Linked DNA regions of Homo sapiens: region 1 is linked to region 2. A link is a contact called in ENCODE Hi-C or POLR2A ChIA-PET data. All regions are on one chromosome and are shown on one strand. The core of a region is the stretch at or near the end of the contact, and the rest is flanking DNA. Distances in the headings are between cores, read along the strand shown.

The links. Hi-C counts contacts between places; a loop is a spot of excess contacts on that map. ChIA-PET counts read pairs that join two places held with the same protein, here RNA polymerase II (POLR2A). Pooled maps may share reads with other maps.
Region 1: a loop to region 2 is called in a pooled map, with 7 times the contacts of the local background. The contact joins two enhancer-like sites. A Hi-C loop is called at or near these places in 2 of 50 pooled maps. POLR2A ChIA-PET finds 5 or more read pairs at or near these places in 4 of 52 experiments (CD4-positive, alpha-beta T cell, HCT116, Panc1 and 1 more).

The regions. Positions count from the first base shown.
Region 1 is chr19:39,140,208-39,146,016 of GRCh38, reverse strand. All of the region lies in intron 1 of PAK4 (p21 (RAC1) activated kinase 4), which reads right to left. Among named protein-coding and RNA genes, the nearest start is that of PAK4-AS1, 6.5 kb to the right of the region's middle. RefSeq lists enhancers at 1-930, 931-1,927. Within about 2 kb of position 1,401, at least 20 of the 41 ENCODE cell types and tissues checked have a DNase peak (open chromatin) inside an H3K27ac peak, as active enhancers do.
Region 2 is chr19:39,052,025-39,058,069 of GRCh38, reverse strand. No RefSeq gene overlaps it. Among named protein-coding and RNA genes, the nearest start is that of FBXO27, 22 kb to the right of the region's middle. RefSeq lists an enhancer at 5,547-5,596. Within about 2 kb of position 4,654, at least 2 of the 41 ENCODE cell types and tissues checked have a DNase peak (open chromatin) inside an H3K27ac peak, as active enhancers do.

The DNA.
Region 1 (5,809 bases), core at 152-2,651, 91 kb before region 2:
CTCACACAATTCCATTTTACAAATGGGGAAACTGAGGCCAACAGAGGTGGGGCAGGGGTCAACACATGCCCAGGGCCGTCCAGCTAGAAGGTGGCGGAGCTGGGTGGCAATCCCAGGTCAGCTAGATATAGAGCCTTTGAGAGTAAACTCCCCGCCAGAGGGCCTCTCCAAGAAAGGCTGTGTGAGCCTGGCAAACAGGGCGGGTGAGGGTGGGCAGTGGGCGGGCGCAGGGGGAGGGCAGTATGGGAAGAGAAGAGGCCCTCCTGCCCCAGCTGCTGATCTATGCCCTCCTCCAGAGAAGGCCCCTCCGTGGTGCACACAGGCCCCAGGCGGCACCAGCGCCCCATTACACCTTACATAAGCTCAGGGAGGGCCCCTTCACATCACGGCTGTAACTGGGTCCTATGTGGTGCCCTAGGAAGCCAACGGCGCTCTACCACTTCCACTGGAGGTGGCCGCCTCAAACCCACGTGGAGCAGGGGGCTGCGGGCCTGGGTGAGAGGAGCCCAGAGCGTCCTCCTGGGGCCCCCCCAGGACAGAGCTGCTTTCCTCTGGCCAGGGGTAGGGGTGCCCTGACCCCCGCTGGGAACCATTCCTTCTGGCACAGAGCTTCATTACTCCACCCAGAGAAATCTCAAGAACAAAATATTGAGAGAGTTGCAGCCAAGTGCCGCTGGCCTCGTACCATTTACACGCAGTTTAAAATCCTGCAGAACAATGCGGGACACTGTTTAGGGAAGCAGACGCAGGGCCAGCGACGCCTGGGGCCCTGGGGGAGGCACCTGGGGGCTGCACCCACAGCAAGCATTTCGTCTTTTAGCTGGGCAGCGGGCCTGAGGGTGGTCAGCAGGTGATTCTCTCTTCTCTTGGGGGTGTCTGAAATCTTTCACAATTCACCAAAAAAGAGGAACAATGAAAAGAAAGGGAGGAGAATGTTTTTGTTAGCACTGGGAAGGGCAGGTGAAGGAGAGGGCTTTCAGGGAGCTGGTGATGCCTGTCTTCTTGATCTGGGTGGTAGTTTCATGGCTGTTTGCTTTATAATTATTCATTAAACTGAACATGGAGGTTTTACACACTTTTCTGTACACATGTCAGATTTTACACCACCATGCAGGAAAAACCGGGAGAGCGATCCTGACAACTGAAAGCTTTCTCTGTATTTGCATGTGCCTGCAGTCTCTCCTCATTTCTTTACCGTCTCTCTTTACAATGAGCACAAGTGCACACACACACACACTCACACACATGCACACTTCCCAAAGCTGTTAACTTCCACCATAACCACAGCAGCATCCTCTGGCCCCTTGTAACTCCTGGCCTGTTTCCTGCAAGGAAGACAAAGGCCGGGAAGCAGCCGGCCCCTGAGCCCTCGGACTCATGCCACAACAGCCAGGTCTCTCCACATACCAGGCACTCTCAATCCTGCTCCAATCCCAGTCCCCAGGAAACCCTTCTGGCCTCCAGAACAAACCCAGATCAACAAGTCCCTGCCCTGGGGCACCACAGCTGGTCACCCAGAGTGGAAGGAGTTATTACTGAAGATTTGGGTCAAGCATCCCCCCGGCAGGGACGGCTTCTGGCTGGCTCATCGGTGCCCCGTGCTGGAGACAGGACAGCAGTGAGACCACTACAAAGTGTTACGTGCAGGCTCCATCCTGGTGCAAAAGAAGGCAGCGAGGAGGGTGCCGTTCACACGGTGTGTGAAGCAGGAGAGTGAAGCTCAGAGAGAAGACATGTCAGCCCTCAGTCACACGGCGAGTGTATCAGAACTGGGATTCCGTGGCAAGTCTGACCAGGACCAAAGTCCACTCACTTAACCATATCTATCTATCTATCTATCTATCTATCTAATCTAATCTATCTATCTATCTATCTGTCTGTCTGTCTGTCTGTCTGTCTATCTATCTATCTATCTATCTACCTGAGATAGGGTCTTGCTCGCTCTATCTTATCTATCTATCTATCTATCATCATAGGTTTTGCTCTGTCACCCAGGCTGGAGTGTAGTGGTGCAATCAGAGCTCACTGCAGCCTCCAACTCCTGGGCTCAAGCAATCCTCCCACCTCAGCCTCCTGAGTAGCTAGGACCCCATCATAGCTCACTGCAGCCTCCAACTCCTGGGCTCAAGCAATCCTCCCACCTCAGCCTCCTGAGTAGCTAGGACCACAGGCACATGCCACCACGCCCTTTTACATTTTAAATAATTTTTAAATTATTTTAAAACAATAATTTTAAAAATGTTTTGTAGAGCAGAGGTCTCACTATAGCCCAGGCTGGTCTCAAACTCCTGGGCTCAAGTGATCTGCCCACCTCAGCCTCCCAGAGTGCTGGGATGTGAGCCACTGTGCCCAGTCATTTTCTTTCTTTTATTCATTCATGCACTCAACAATTCTTTTTTTTTTTTTTTTTTTTTTTTTTTTTTTGAGACAGAGTCTTGCTCTGTCACCCAGGCTGGAGTGCATTGGTGTGATCTTGGCTCACTGCAACCTCCGCCTCCTGGGTTCCAGCGATTCTCCTGCCTCAGCCTCCCAAGTAGCTGGGATTACAGGCACCTGCCACCTCGCCAAGCTAATTTTTTTGTATTTTTAGTAGAGACGGGGTTTCACTGTGTTGGCCAGGCTCGTCTCGAACTCCTGACCTCAGGTGATCCACCCACCTTTGCCTCCCAAAGTGCTGGGATTACAGGCGTGAGCCACCACACCCAGCCTTTTTTTTTTTTTTTTTTTAATGCTTCTACCCAGTGAGCAACGACTCCTTAATATGCACTTAGCAGGTGCCAGGCACTGTTCTAGGCACCAGGGACACAGCAGTGAATAAGACAAGAGTCTCTGCTCTCCTGGAGTTGACATTCTAGTGGGAACACAATATACAAGTAAACAAGTGGGAGAAGGGACAGAGAGTGACAAGGTGCTCTTTCAGAGGGCACAGTCAGGGAGGTCTCTAAAGGGGTGGCGTCTGAGCAAAGACGGGATACAGGTGAGGAAGCCATGCAGAGTACCAGGGAACAGCACTGAGGGTGGAGGGCATGGTCAGTGAGGAGGCCCCCAGGACTGGAATCCGAGTGGCTGGAAGGGAGCAGAGAATGGAGCAGCTGAGGTCAAGGAGGTTTATGTTAAAATGCAGAAGTGGAAGGGCAGCTCCCAGAGGCCCAGTCACCACAGCCCAAGGGACGTATGGCCACCATCAGGCTGTCAAGAAGGAAGCAGGTAGAGAGGCTGGGAAAGCCACCCAGGGTGACACAGGCAGCCAAGGGTAGAGCTGGGGTGGGAGACCACTCTGTTCTGAAGGTGTCACCACCACGCGATGCGGAAGGGGTTGCCAGGGTGGGTGGCAGCAGCTCTCAGCTGGAAGCCTGTGGCCCTAGCAAAGCAGGAACCAGAGGCCCACATGTTAATGCCACTGGTTTACTTGAAGCCGGGGCACCCAGCCTATTGCTCCCAGGCCCCGGGGGGTGGGGAAGGGGGGACCCGAGCCTCAGTCCTTTGGTCCCTCCCACCCTACTTCTGCTGGATCTGGGTACCAGCCTTACTAGGAGTGACTTCAGAGTGTTCTTCTCAACCCACTCGCTTTTTTAAAAAAAACTTAATTTTTACTTGAAAACTGAACTTGACAGTCATACAGACATGTAAGTAATTCTGATGCTCATCCAAGCAACCACCTAAGAAAGCGTGCTTGCCAGAAGAAACTGAACCTGCATCAGATCGAGCTTCTAGACCTAAGTCCTAACTTACAGGAAGCACAGAGACAGAGAACACGTGCAATGACACCACAAGGATGTATCAGCTGGCCCCAGACTGCAAAACTCCAGGACAAATGGCCTAGGTCGCCTGTAGAAAAACTACGACAACATGCACGCCAAAGAGCTGATGCCAGTATCTGAGCATGACGGCGCACACCTGTGGTCCCAGCTATTCAGGAGACTGAGGCGGGAGGATTGCTTGAGCAGGGGAGGTCAAGGCTGCACGTGAGCTCTGATCGCTCCACTGCACTTCAGCCTGGGTAACAAAGGGAACAAAACAAAACAAAAAAAAGAGGCCTATCAACCGGATGCAAAGTGTAGACCTTGTCCAGACCCAAATCAAACAAATGGGCCGGGCGCCGTGGCTCACGCCTATAATCCCAACATTTTGGGAGGCCGAGGCGGGTGGATCACTTGAGGTCAGGAGTTCGAGACCAGCCTAGGAAACTCTGTCTCTACTAAAAAATACAAAACTTAGCCAGGCGTGGTGGCGGGCGCCTGTAATCCCAGCTACTCGGGAGGCTGAGGCAGGGAGAAGTGCTTGAACCTGGGAGGCGGAGGTTGCAGTGAGCCGAGATCGTGCCACCGCACTCCAGCCTGGGAGACAGAGTGAGACTCTGTCTCAAACAACAACAACAAAAAACAAATGAAAAAGGATTATGGCAGGGTACGGTGGCTCACGCCTATAATTCCAGCACTTTGGGAGGCTGAGATGGTTATATCACTTGAGGTCAGGACTTCAAGACCAGCCTGATCAATATGGTGAGACTCCATCTCTACTAAAAATACAAAAATTAGCCGGGCATCATGGCACACGCCTGTAGTCCCAGCTACTCGGGAGGCTGAGGCAGGAGAATCACTTGAACCCAGGAGGCGGAGGTTGCAGTGAGCCAAGATCGCACCACTGCACTCCAGCCTGGGTGACAGAGTGAGACTCTGTCTCAAAAAAAAAAAAAGGATTATAAGACAACTGGGGAAGCATGAGGAGACTGAGGCAGGCTTGTTCTGGAAAAGTGTGGAATATTTCTGGCTGTACGACGTTTGGGATTTGCTCTGAAATAAGCAGGGAGGTGAGGAGCAGGCACAGGCGACAAGGCCTGGCCACAGCTGCTACCTGCTGAGCTGCTGACAGGGACCCCAGGAGGGCGCGAGACTATTCTTCTGGGTATGTGTGAACATTTCCATAATACAAAGGTGTTCAACATTTTACCAAAGGAAATGTGACCTCATCGTAATGGCAAAGAATTATGGATCACTCACCCTGTGAATCCTAACTACTAAATCCAAGCACGGATCCTGCCTCTCTAATAAGTGTAATGGTAATAAGAGTACTAGTAACCAGAATGGCATAATGACAGTGGCCCTGTTCTGAGCATCACACAGCAGACTCACTTCATCCTCCCAGCAACCCTGGGAGGCAGCAGGAATCATTATCCTCCTGCTCCAGATGTGGGAACTCAAAAACATCTGAGGCTCAGGGCCTCGCCCAAGGTCAGAGGATGCTGTGCCGGAGCAGGGAGAGGCTGCAGGTGGAGCTGGACTCCTGAGCCCTTCGCTGGAGAGGGGTAGGGGGAGAGGAGGCAAGGGGAGCCCTCATCCCTCAGTGAGTGGGGACATACGGGACCATCAGCTATCAGTCCCCCCTAGTCCCATCAAATAATAAAGGCTCTTGCAATGTAATATTCGCCTTTCTAGCACAAACCTTTGTTGCAATTAAACTACTGACCGACAGGCAGTCCTACCCACAAAAGCTGAAACATTAACTGGCAGTAGAGGACTCCCGGGACCGTAGAGGTGGCTGGTGTCACAGGGCATGTCAGAGTCAACCCGTGGGGACAGTCCTCCCTGCAAACTTGCAGAGCCAGCCCTAGCCACCCTTGGACTGTCAGTCAGATGGTGTGTTGCCCCCAGCCCCAGACTCCACGTGTCAGGAGCTGTTAGGGAGGCCAGCGTGGTGACATCAGCATCCTTCCCCTCAGAAGGATGTCCTGGGCCTGCAGAACCCATCTCCCCTCTGTGGCTTCAGCCAGATCCTGCCTCAAAACACAGAAATCTGGGAAGTTTCTGCC
Region 2 (6,045 bases), core at 3,405-5,904:
GATCTACACGTAATGTAGACCGCCAGTTAGGGATGAAGTTAGAATCTCACCACATGATGGATTCCTGTGTCTTCACCTTCGACCAGTACTGGGATCCTTTCAAGAGTGTCATCAGCACCTTCACAGATAGCTCTGCAAAATGGCGGCTAACCTATGGCTCCATTGTCAAGTCAACAGCCCACACTATTTCCCAATGTAAGATTTCACCGTGGTCAGCTGGCCTCATGACTTACATTCCTAAAGGAAATGCATTATCTGACCATTTACTTCCTTCTTTTGTGGCTTTCAGTCCACACCTCTGAAGTCTTGGGGTGTAGCCATCATCTAACTTGTAGGTGTCCTCCCTCATTCCTTCTTCCATGTCATTCTGGAAACCACAGACTCTTACTACAAACCTTAGATCTGTGATCCTCTTTTTTCTACACTTTTTCAGAACATCCTCCTCCCCTTGCACCCCATTGGCCAGAACTAGGTTGGATGCCCATTCCTGAACAAGTCACACCACAGAAGATTAGACTCATTGGATGAATCAGGATGAACGCCGGGGGCTGGGTTAGGCCTCTGCCCTCTTGGGTCCTTACCGGAGAAAGGGTTGAGTGGGAGTAGAGGGTCTTCCCCAGTGTCCACTGCTCTTAGATCTGGGGGTCATGTCCATGGTTTTCCCACATACTGGTCTGCTTCAGTGAGTCCCCACTGGGGTGGACTCCCCAATACCAGTCCACCACCTGGCTGGTGAGCTACCAGGAGACTTTGCTCTGTACTTAAGGCTCCCCTTGTTGGCTGGGTGTGGTGGCTCATGCCTGTAATCCCAGCACTCTGGGAGGCTGAGGTGGGAGGATGGCTTGAGGCCAGGAGTTCAAGACCAGCCTGGGCAAAATAGAAAGACCCCATCTCTACAAAATAATAATAATAATTTTGTAAAAGTCGGCCGGGTGCGGTGGCTCACGCCTGTAATCTCAGCACTTTGGGAAGCCGAGGCGGGAAGATCACCTGAGGTCAGGAGTTCAAGACCAACCTGGCCAATGTGGTGAAACCTTGTCTCTACTAAAAATACAAAAAATTAGCTGGACGTGGTGGCATGTGCATGTAATCCCAGCTACTCGGGAGGCTAAGGCAGGAGAATCACTTGAACCTGGTGGGGGCAGAGGTTGCAGTGAGCCAAGATTGTGCCACTGCACTCCAGCCTGGGCAACAGAGTTAGACTCCATCTTAAAAAAAAAAAAAAAATTGGAAAAACCTACCCGGGGGTGGTGGCGTGCACCTGTGGTCCCAGCTACTCAGGAGGCTGAGGGAGAAGGATTGCTTGGGCCCAGGCGGTCGAAGCTGCAGTGAGCCATGATCGCGCCACTGTACTCCACTCTGAGTGACAGAGCGAGACCTTGTCTCAAAAAAAAAAAAAAAAAAGGGATAAGAACAAGCAGCCAGGCACAGTGGCTCACGCCTATTATCCCAGCACTTTGGGAGGCCGAGGTGGGCGGATCACCTGAGGTCAGGAGTTCCAGACCAGCCTGGAAAGCATGGTGAAACCCCATCTCTACTAAAAATACAAAAATTAGCTGGGCGTGGTGGCGGGCGCCTGTAATCCCAACTACTCAGGAGGCTGAGGTAGGAGAATCACTTGAACCCAGGAGGCGGAGGTTACAGTGAGCAGAGATCGTGCCACTGCACTCCAGCCTGGGTGACAGAGAGAGACTCTATCAAAAAAAAAAAGAACAAGGAAGTGGGGAGCCTGGACTGACAATGGCCACCGTCCTTGCTCAACAGGGAGACCAGTGCAGAATGGACCTGACCCTGTAAATGACAGGTGACGACAGGTCACAGTATAAGTCACCATTTTGTCTCTGCATGTTGTGAACTACCAGTGCCCCCTTAACCATGGCAACAGGGTTGATGATGCTCTTAAGCCCTGTAGATTAGAGAACCAGCTGCAGATGAGCTTCCCTGAGGCTCTGTTCTCCTAGAACCACCATCAGTCAGGACCTGATTATCAGTAGGCTGAATAACGACCCCCAAATATATTCAGGTATGCGATGGTCTCAATGTTTGTATCCCCTCTGAAATTCACATACTGAGGCCAAGAGCAGTGGCTCACGCCTGTAATCCCAGCACCTTGGGAGGGCAAGGCAGGAGGATCGCCTGAGCCCAGGAATTCAAGGTCAGCCTGGCTAACATAGTAAGATCCCTATCTCTACAAAAAAATTAGCCAGGCATGGTGGGATGCACCTGAAGTCCCAGACACTTGGGAGGCTGTGGTGGGAAGATTACTTGAGCCTGGGAGGTTGAGGTTGCAGTGATCTGTGACTCCAGCCTGGGCAACAGAGAGAGACCCTGTCTCTAGAAAAAACCCCCAAAATTCATATATGGAAATCCCAACCCCCAAGGTGATGGTATTAGGAGGTGGGACCTGCGGGAGGTGATTGGGTCAAGAGGGCAAAGTACACATGAATAGGATTAGTGCCCTTATAAAACAGGCCATAGAGAGAGCCCTTGCCTCTTCCACTCTGTAAGAACACAGGGAGAAGACCTCCTCTATGAGGAAGCAGGGCCCTTATCAGACAGCGAATCTGCCAGCACCTTGATCTTGAATGTCCCAGGCTTTACTACTGTGAGAAATAAATTTTTTAAACCTCCCAGTTTATGGTATTTTGTTCTAGCAGCCTGAATAGACTAAGACAGCAACCCAATCCCTGGAACCTATAAATGTTATGTTATACAAAAGAAGCGTCTTTGCAGATGTAAATTAATGATTTTTTTTTTTTTTTTTGGAGATGGAGTCTCGCTCTGTCGCCCAGGATGGAGTGCAATGGCACAATCTCAGCTCACAGCAACCTCCACCTCCCAGGTTCCAGCAATTCTCCTGCCTCAGCCTCCCAAGTAGCTGGGATTACAGGCACGCACCACCACACCTGGCTAATTTTGGTATTTTTAGTAGAAACAGGGATTCGTCATGTTGGCCAGGCTGGTCTCGAACTCCTAACCTCAGGTGATCCATCTGTCTCGGCCCACCAAAGTGCTGGGATTACAGGCATGAGCCACCGCGCCTGGCCAAGTTAATGGTTTTGAGATGAGATTATCCTGGACTACCTGGTAAGCCATATATGCTGTCACAAGTGTCCTTATAAATTAGAGGCAGAGGGAGGTTGCACACAGAAGAGGAGAAGGCAAAATCACTCCAGAGGCAGAGATTGGAGTGATGCAGCCACAAGCCAAGGAATGCTGGCAGCCTCCAGAAGCCAGGAGAGGCAATGAATGGCTCCCCCGAGCCTCCAGAAGGCAGGCAGTCCTTCCGCTCCTTTGACTCCAGCCCAGTGAAACTGATTTTAGACTCTGGCCTCCAGAGCAGCAAGAGAATAAATGTGTTTGAAGGCACCAAGTTTGTGGTAATTCGTTACAGCAGCAATGGGAAACTAATAAAGGACTCCAGCAGAGAGGCTGAGCTGACCAGCCCTCCTGGAGCCTGCGTACAGTAACAGGGAAGGTGGCCATGGCCAGTGGCTGGATGAGTGGGATGGTGAGAGGAAGCTGTGAAGTCTATGGAAGGTTTCCAAGAAAATCAGAGTAGGCAAAGGGGGTAAAAAGGGCAGTGTGGTGGCCAGGTGTGGTGGCTCACACCTGCAATCCCAGCACTTTGGGAGACTGCGGTGGGATGATCACTTGAGGCCAGGAGTTTGAGACCAGACTGGGCAACATAGTGAAACCCCATCTCTATTAAAAATTACAATTATAAGTGCTGGGTGTGCACCTATAGTCCCAGCTACTTGGGAGGTTGAATCAGGAGGAATCCCTTGAGCCTAGCAGTTCAAAGTTGCAGTGAGCTATGATCACGCCACTGCACTCCAGCCTGGGCAACAGAGCTAGATCCTATCTCAAAAAATAAAAATAAAAATAAAAAATTAGGAGTTCAAAAAAAGGCAGGGTGGTTAAAGTATTAAAGGCAGTGGTCAGGGGAAGCCTGGCTGGGAAGGCAAGATTTGAGCAAACATTGGAAGGAGGGTAGGGAGTGACCTATGGGGAGGGGCAGCCAAGCAAAGTCCCCGTGGTGGGAACAGAATAATAAGCAGTGGCCAGGCTGGGTGAGCAAGGAGGCTGTGGGAGGCCACAGAGTCAGAGTGGGGCGGGGCAGATCATGTGAGGCCTGGTGGGCCGTAGGGGAGGACTTTGCCCTTTACTCAGGGCAGGATGGCACCCCGGGAGGGTTCTGGGCGGAGGAGTGACACAGGTGTTCACAGTCTCCCTGTGGCTGTGGAACAGATTGCGAGGGTGGGGTGGGAAGGAGCAGGGAGTCTGTGGATGGGAGTGATGGTCCAGATGGAGACAGGGGTGGATGGGGCCAGGGTGGTGGCCATGGTCGGGCGAGAAAGGGCAGGTGCTGTGCAGATTTTGTGCACCTGGAGCTGCCTGGGTTTGCTGAGAGGTTGGGCGTGGGCGTAAGAGATGGACTCAGCCTGGGTACCACAGGATGGAGCTGCCTGGTACTGCCCAGGGCACAGGCCACAGTGAGGCTGCCCGTGCCAGCCCTGTGGGGGCCGTGCTGCCTTCTGGTTCCTGATTGTGAGCCAGGATGCAGCACGGTGTCCTGGATATGGACAGGCTGACGATGACTGTTTCCCACTGTCCCCAGGTGGATGGCAATTTCCCAGCCTCTCCCACAGGCCTTTGTATGGGGACCAAGCAGGGCCGGCGGCACCTGGGCCAGGTGGGGCTGTGGCCAGCTGGGTTAGAGCAAGGCACAGAGGCAGGAATGGATGGGAATGAGGCCCTATGGCCCCTTGGGCGCAGGCGGGAAGCCCCCCAGTACCCTGACTCCTGGAAGGAGGAGGCAAGTGGGCAGAGGGAGGCTCGGAAAAGCCCGGCCTAGGGCAGAAAGGGGTTGAGGTGGTTCTGTGAGCCTAAAGTGGGCCTGGACTCAGAGCACACTAAAATCTGCCACCTCCTCCATCTAAGGCCTCGGCAAGGTCTTTCTGAGCCTCCCTTTGTTCCCCCTAAATGGGATCAAAATGCTCATTGTTGATGAGACTAAATGAAGTCATTTATGAAAATGTTCAGCAGCATCAGTGCTTTACAACCTCACGTGGAACTGGGGCAGGCGGTGTCGCCCGGGGGTTACGAGGGAAATGGTTTCACATCCTTGCTCGGTGCCTGTGGGCTTTTCTGAGCCTCAGTTTCCCCAAAATGAAGCCCTGATTTTCCTATTCCTTCCCCCAGTCCTGCACCATTCCCCTTCCCAATAAATGGCAACATGACTGGAAACCTTGGAGAAATCCAAGTCTGGAAATGCTGGACTTTGCTGTTTCTCTCACACCCACCAGGAGCATCCTTGGACCAGGCAAGTGGGCATCCTACACTGTGTGGCACTTTCCTCTAAGTCCCTCTCCAGCAGCTGGGGCCAGCCAAGCCACAGTGCTCTCAGGGCAGGGTACTCCCAGTTCAGACCAAGACCTGTGTGGGCCTGTCCCGTTTCTCCCCTTTAGGGTGCTCTGCAGAGATCTAGTTCCACCTCCACCAACGACCCCGTGTGCATAGGTTCAGCTGGAAACTACCAGGAACTCTAGGACTCTTGCCCTGTGGCGTGGTCCTGGGGCCCTGTGGCTGGACCCCAGTTCCAGGACTGCTGCCTGGCAAGCACATGGCGCCCCCTGGCGGCCACCAGAATGGTGCTGCCACGAAGCTTCTGGACGTACCCTGGGCACAGGACACATTCAGGACACTGGGTCATCAATGGTCCATGACCACCTCTTAGCGTGGAGCCAGGTAGATGGGTCCATGTATCAACTTTCTTTTTTCTTTTTTTTGAGACAGAGTCTCGCTCTGTCACCCAGGCTGGAGTGCAGTGGCGCGATCTCGGCTCACTGCAACCTCTTCCTCCAGGGTTTAAGCGATTCTCCTGCCTCAGCCTCCCAAGTAGTTGGGATTACAGGTGCTTGCCACCATGCCCAGCTAATTTTTGTGTTTTCAGTAGAGACAGGTTTTTGCCACATTGGCCAGGCTGATCTCAAACTCCTGGCTTCCAGCGATCCACCTGCCTCGACCTCCCAAAGTGCTGGG